2 separate regions of the Homo sapiens genome follow, and region 2 is linked to region 1. A link is a contact called in ENCODE Hi-C or POLR2A ChIA-PET data. All regions are on one chromosome and are shown on one strand. The core of a region is the stretch at or near the end of the contact, and the rest is flanking DNA. Distances in the headings are between cores, read along the strand shown.

Region 1 (2,853 bases), core at 177-2,676:
CCCTCCACATTTATTAATTGGCATTCTCCCTTCTCCTTCATTCATTTAATTAATTAATTAATTAATTATCTATGTATTATCAGTGTGGAGTCATGGATTCCTATGTTTTCAATGGTTCATAATTCATTCCTGGTCATCTCCGCTGGGGGCACCAACCAGATAAAGTATACCTGTCTTATATGTTACAAATATTTTTTCACAGTTTGTCATTTCTCTCTCAAATTTAGTGTATGTTAATTTCTTCACTCAAGTTTTTCATATAGTCAGATTTATTAATATTTCCCTTTACATCTGGCTTAGAGATCTCTTCCCTACTCCAAGATCATAAACAAAACAAAAATTCCATGATTTCTTCTTTTGAGACAGAGTCTCGCTCTGTCACCCAGGCTACAGTGCCATGGCACCATCTCAGCTCACTGCAGCTTCAACTTCCCGAGCTCAAGCAATCTTCCCACTTCAGCCTCCTAAGTAGTTGGACTACAGGTGTGAGCCATCTTGCTGGGCTAATTTTTAAATTTTTTGTAGAGACGGGGGGGGGGGGGGGTCTCACCATGTTGCCCAGGCTGGTCTCGAACTCCTGGTCTCCTATCGCAGCCTCCCAAAGTGCTGAGATTACAAGCATGAGCCACTGCGCCGGGTTTCATGATTTCTTTCACTACTTTTATGATTTCACCTTTAATATTAAAATATTTAATACATTTGGAATTTTGGTGTAAGAAGTGTAGAGATTCCACTTTCACCCCAGCTGATTAGTCATTTGTTTGTATAAAATTCATTCATTCAATAATCCACCACACACACACACACACACATATTTTCGTTATGTTCTATATTTCTTGTTATATCTTTTTTTCCTATTGAATCTTGATGCATCTTTTATTAGAACCACGGAGCCACAGAACTCCGATTCTCGGCAATGTGAGGTATCAGGCTATGACCTAAGGCTTGCAAGCAGAACTACCGCCAATCTGGCCTCTCTGGGGTTCCCTTCCTCCTGCAAGGTTGCACCAAGCGGCAGTTCGGGGAAATAGGGCCTTCAATTACCCAGTGTGTATCTCTTGAGTGTCTGTTAAATAATGGGGGGCAGGGCGGGGAGGAGGGGGAGAGGGAGGCTGTGCCTCAGTCTTTGTTAGCCAGGCAGAGCGTTTATTTTCCAGGGGTTGTTTCCTTTATCTTCATCCTAACATTCAAACTTGACTTGAGTTTTAGCGCGCCCCCGCCCTACCTCCTCCCAAAGCCCTTATTTGCCCATCCTTGCCTACAAGCTCAGAACGAGCAGGCAATGGAATGGATGTCGTGGGAGCAGGCGGTTGAGATGCCAGTGTTTGGAGGCTAAGGACTGGGGGCTGTGAGCGAGGACCTTCCCGCGTTTGCTCCGCGCCCCCGCAGTTTCCTCCGCGCCCACTAGAAGGCGCCGGGGCGCTCGCATTCCCCGCGCGGAGCCGAAGCAGCCGCAACGAGCCGGGAGCTGAGCCGCGCTGCGCTGCGGTGCGAAGAGCCGGGCGGCGGCCAGAGCCCTCCCCGCGCTGCCAGTGGGACGCGGAGCCAGGGATCCCCGGCTTTGCCCCGGGGCTGGGGTGCAACAGACTCTTAACTTGGTCCTCGCGCCCCGCCAACCGCCCCCGGGCAGGAAACGCCCAGAACCACCACCGCGCCGCGCTCCACAAAAGCCCCGGGAGTTCCAAGACGGGAGGGATCGGGCGCGCTCCAGAGGCAGGAGGGTCCCCCACACCCTCAGGCTCATGCCCAGCTCCCCCATCGGGCAGCCCCCAGCCCCATGAGGACCCTCAGGCCGGGGCGAGAGCCCGGCACAGCCCGGACCGAAATTTTGCCGCTGCCTTAGAGCGTTAGACAGGTCAGTGCCCGGGGGTGGGTGGGGGTGGGATTGGTTGGTGAGGGGAGGAGGAGGAGGCGGGAGGAGGCGGGAGGAGGCGCGCTTCCCGGTCCACTCTGTCCCCCGCGCCGCTTGCCGAGGCCACTCATCGGGTCACCTCCGCCGGGGGCGCCCGCCAGCACGGGCATGATTCTGCATTTTTTCCTGACAGGCTAGGTGTGGAGCCGCCCTCCGCAGCCCACCCCGGCCCAGGTGATGCTCAGACTGAGGAGTCGGGGGCGCGCCGGCCAGGGCGGGCGGCGGGCTTGGGGACTGCCACTGCCCTGATAGAGCGGGGCTTTTCCGCTTACGCACGGCCGCGTCGAAACCGCGGCATCCAAATGTCTTCAGCATTAAGATGCCAGGCCTCGGGTGTGTGAGGAAACCGAGATGCAGGAGAGGGCGAGAAGAAAGGAGGCCGGGAGACCCTGGGGCCTGGGAAGTGAGGGGAGGGGTACCGGGAAAACCGCGGCTGGCAGTGCAAACCCTAGCGCGATGTGTGGAGTGGAGAGCGCTCTTGGGAGCCGGCAGGAGCCTCTGAGGACGCGGGGGCCAAGGGCCCCATCCCTTGCCCTCCCTTCTTCCCTCCCTTTCTCACTCCCCACCCTACCCCCACCTAGGATGTGGCTGGGCCGCCGGGCCCTGTGCGCTCTGGTCCTTCTGCTCGCCTGCGCCTCGCTGGGGCTCCTGTACGCGAGCACCCGGGACGCGCCCGGCCTCCGGCTACCTCTTGCGCCGTGGGCGCCCCCGCAAAGCCCCCGCAGGCCCGAGCTGCCAGATCTTGCTCCTGAGCCCCGCTACGCACACATCCCGGTCAGGATCAAGGAGCAAGTAGTGGGGTGAGTGCCGACCGCGGCGGCGCAGCGCAGCGCTCGCTGGGGGTGGTCTGGGGGCTTTTGTTTTCTCCACTGCTGGGCTCAGATGCCTGCATTCTCCTAACGGGCTGTGTGGAGTGAAGTGGGAGGTGGAAGTGGGAGGCT
Region 2 (3,163 bases), core at 256-2,755, 130 kb before region 1:
ATGCCTATTCTGCCATTTCTCAGGAAAGGGTGGAGTATGTATCATATGCCTTCTACCATCCTCCTGTCCTCTCCCTGCGTAAGACTTGACCTGGGGAATCTGTGTTCCCTAAGTGTTGTCTCTGGAGAGTCCTTGGGAAGGTGTGGGGGTGGAGACCCTCTCCTTTTTCACATTGACCTTCAATTCCAGAACTTCAGAGCTAGCTGACTGGCACAGAGCCTGATAGAGTTGCAGTGGGGAATGAGGGAGTAAGGAGCAGAGAGGTAAACTGTGGGAGATTCTTTTATTTTAATTTTTTTTAGAGACAGGCCCTCTCTCTGTTGCCTAGGCTGGAGTGCAGTGGTACAATCATAACTCACTGCAGCCTTGACCTCCCGGGCTCATGTAATCCACCTCAGCCTCTCAAGGCACTACAGGCATACGCCACCATGCCTGGCTAATTTTTGTATTTTTTGTAGAGACAGTTCCACTATGTTGCCCAGGCTGGTCTCAGACTCCTGAGCTCAAGCAGTCTGCCCACCTTAGCCTCCCAAAGTGTTGGGATTACAGTCATGAGCTGCCGTGCCCAGCCTAATTTTTAAACTTCTTCTGTAGAGACAGTCTTGCTATGTTGCTCAAGCTTGTCTCAACCTCCTGGCCTCATGCCATCCTCCTGCCTCAGCCTCCCAAAGTGCTGGGATTATAGGCATGAGCCACCACAGGATTCTGAGGCTAAAAGTAGAAAGGAGCTGCTAACCAGAAAGCCCCCCAGAGGAGACCGAGTCAGCTGGGGAATTAGAACATCCACATCCATTTAGCTCCTCTAACACCCCACAGACAATCTCTGAACTTAACTAATGTACAAAAAGTTTCATTTCTGCTTCTCAAGCCCCAAATTCCCATGTCTGGAAGGAGGGGGCTTGTATACCCAAGAGACCCCCTTATCCTCAAGAAAGAAAGATGGAGGTTCTAGGAGCCATTTTAGCCCATTAACCCACCTGCCATCTGCCCAGTATATGTTAGGTACAGGAGGAGGGGGAGGTGTGGCTAGTGCAGGAAAATAATGCAGAGAAGATACAACCCACTAAGCCAAGAATGTGGGGACAGTTACAGCTGTGCCTCCCCTGCTTCCCTTCCTGGAGGAGCTGAAAGATGGGGAATTCCTGAGGATGGGCCTAAAGGGGCTGGGCTCACTGGTAGAAGTGGGAATATCAGAGACTGACTAGTGTAGCTTGGTCACCTAGTCCCTACTAAAAAGCCTTATAGCCTTTCCTAGGATGAGACTTTGAGGCTCCTAGACAAAGGCACTCTCCCAGGAGGAAAATCTTAGGCCCTCCCTCCCATGAGGGTCATTGCAACATGAGACCCAAGGGAGTTGTGAAGTCAGCCCCAGCCCCGCCTACTGTTCCTGGGTGCTAATCCCCAGCACAGACCACTCAGGAGGAGGGATTGGCTGAGGAGCTTGGAGAGGGGGCGTCATCACCTCACCCAAAGGTTAAATAGGGGTTGAGATATGATGCTCAGGAGAAGCGCTTTCTTTCGCGAGCACCCTGAACCAGACCATGACCCAGACCCTCAAGTACGCCTCCAGAGTGTTCCATCGCGTCCGCTGGGCGCCCGAGTTGGGCGCCTCCCTAGGCTACCGAGAGTACCACTCAGCACGCCGGAGCTTGGCAGACATCCCAGGCCCCTCTACGCCCAGCTTTCTGGCCGAACTTTTCTGCAAGGGGGGGCTGTCGAGGCTACACGAGCTGCAGGTAGGAAGGGACGCCTTTCCCGAGACAGAGTGCTGGGGAAACTGGTTTTGACAGCGTCAGAAAGGACTGACTAGTGCAGAGCAAATGTGGGACAGCCAGAGAGAACGGATGCCCATGAAATAAGGAAAAGGCGAGTTGAGGCTGGGGGCGGTGTGGCTACACTCGGGCAGAGCCCGTCCCGACTCTTAGCAGAGGGCGCTGCGAAAGCGCCTTCTCGCTGTCCTGAGGTGTGGAGATCCTGCAGATAAAGTACAAGTGCGCGGGAGGGGGAGGCCGGAGTGGGCAGTACCCTCCGCCTGCTTGCGGCTTAAAGCTACATGGGTTCCTTTTCATTCACTGAGGACTCGTCCTGAGATGGACAGTCCAGACATGGAACTTTTAGAGATTTCTCCTCGACCGAGATGATCAGAGAGGTCCTGAATGTCTGCCTTGCACAAAGTTCCGGTTTTGCCCATCACACTCAAACTTTCTAGGGATGGGAAATGAGAGAGGAGGAGTTTGCAGTATCAAAGGCATACACTAGTTGGGCACCCGAGAAAGAGCAGAAGCTCCCTATTCCCAAGCCCAGTCAACGCCCTTGGCGTGGGCACAGGTCAAGCTGAAAGTCCCCGCCCAGGTATCCAAGTGTCCGCTGTGTCCGCTCCCCCAGGTGCAGGGCGCCGCGCACTTCGGGCCGGTGTGGCTAGCCAGCTTTGGGACAGTGCGCACCGTGTACGTGGCTGCCCCTGCACTCGTCGAGGAGCTGCTGCGACAGGAGGGACCCCGGCCCGAGCGCTGCAGCTTCTCGCCCTGGACGGAGCACCGCCGCTGCCGCCAGCGGGCTTGCGGACTGCTCACTGCGTGAGTCTTCTCTGCCCCCAGAAGCCCAGACGCCCTGCAGCGGCCCTCTCCTGCTGCGGGTCCCGAAACTATCAATCTGGGGGCATGGTGGGAGGTCGGCTGTCCCACTCTACCATTGGGCATCTTGGGGTTCCCATCCCAGTCTGCTTCACCCACACTCAGGTTGAGCCCCAACCTCACTCCCCGCCTACCTCCTTATCCTTTGAGGCCCGAATCCTGGGAACTGGGGGAACCGGAGGAATTGGGCTAGGGTACAAGGATCTGGATGGAATGAATGTAAGGTTCTGTGACTCAAGTTACCCGGGAACCCCGGCCCCTGAGGGCAGGAAATGAGTAAAGAGGAAGGGGGCTGGAAGACAGGCGCAGGCCGGTGCAGGTTTCCGTACCCCAAGGGGGCAGACGCAATCCCTCTCCTGGCCACCGCAGCCGAACGCGCTCCTTCACTGCAGCCAGTCCCGTCGAGCCGTCCCCACCTTCCCGATGCGCACTCTCTCCTCAACCCTGCAGGGAAGGCGAAGAATGGCAAAGGCTCCGCAGTCTCCTGGCCCCGCTCCTCCTCCGGCCTCAAGCGGCCGCCCGCTACGCCG

The links. A loop is a pair of places that touch in the nucleus more often than their neighbours do. ChIA-PET counts read pairs that join two places held with the same protein, here RNA polymerase II (POLR2A). Pooled maps may share reads with other maps.
Region 2: a loop to region 1 is called in a pooled map, with 2.3 times the contacts of the local background. The contact joins the promoter of CYP27B1 here to the promoter of B4GALNT1 in region 1. A Hi-C loop is called at or near these places in 2 of 50 pooled maps. POLR2A ChIA-PET finds 5 or more read pairs at or near these places in 4 of 52 experiments (A673, K562, PC-9 and 1 more).

Annotation. Positions count from the first base shown.
Region 1 is chr12:57,631,774-57,634,626 of GRCh38, reverse strand. B4GALNT1 (beta-1,4-N-acetyl-galactosaminyltransferase 1) reads left to right here and starts at 1,426. Exons shown (of 11, transcript NM_001478.5): 1 at 1,426-1,855; 2 at 2,494-2,712. The coding sequence starts at 2,495. RefSeq lists a silencer at 1,393-1,692 and an enhancer at 1,235-2,196.
Region 2 is chr12:57,765,420-57,768,582 of GRCh38, reverse strand. It overlaps CYP27B1 (cytochrome P450 family 27 subfamily B member 1), which reads left to right and starts at 1,505. Exons shown (of 9, transcript NM_000785.4): 1 at 1,505-1,736; 2 at 2,386-2,576; 3 at 3,084-3,163. The coding sequence starts at 1,542. METTL1 (methyltransferase 1, tRNA methylguanosine) reads left to right here. Exons shown (of 6, transcript NM_005371.6): 6 at 1-112.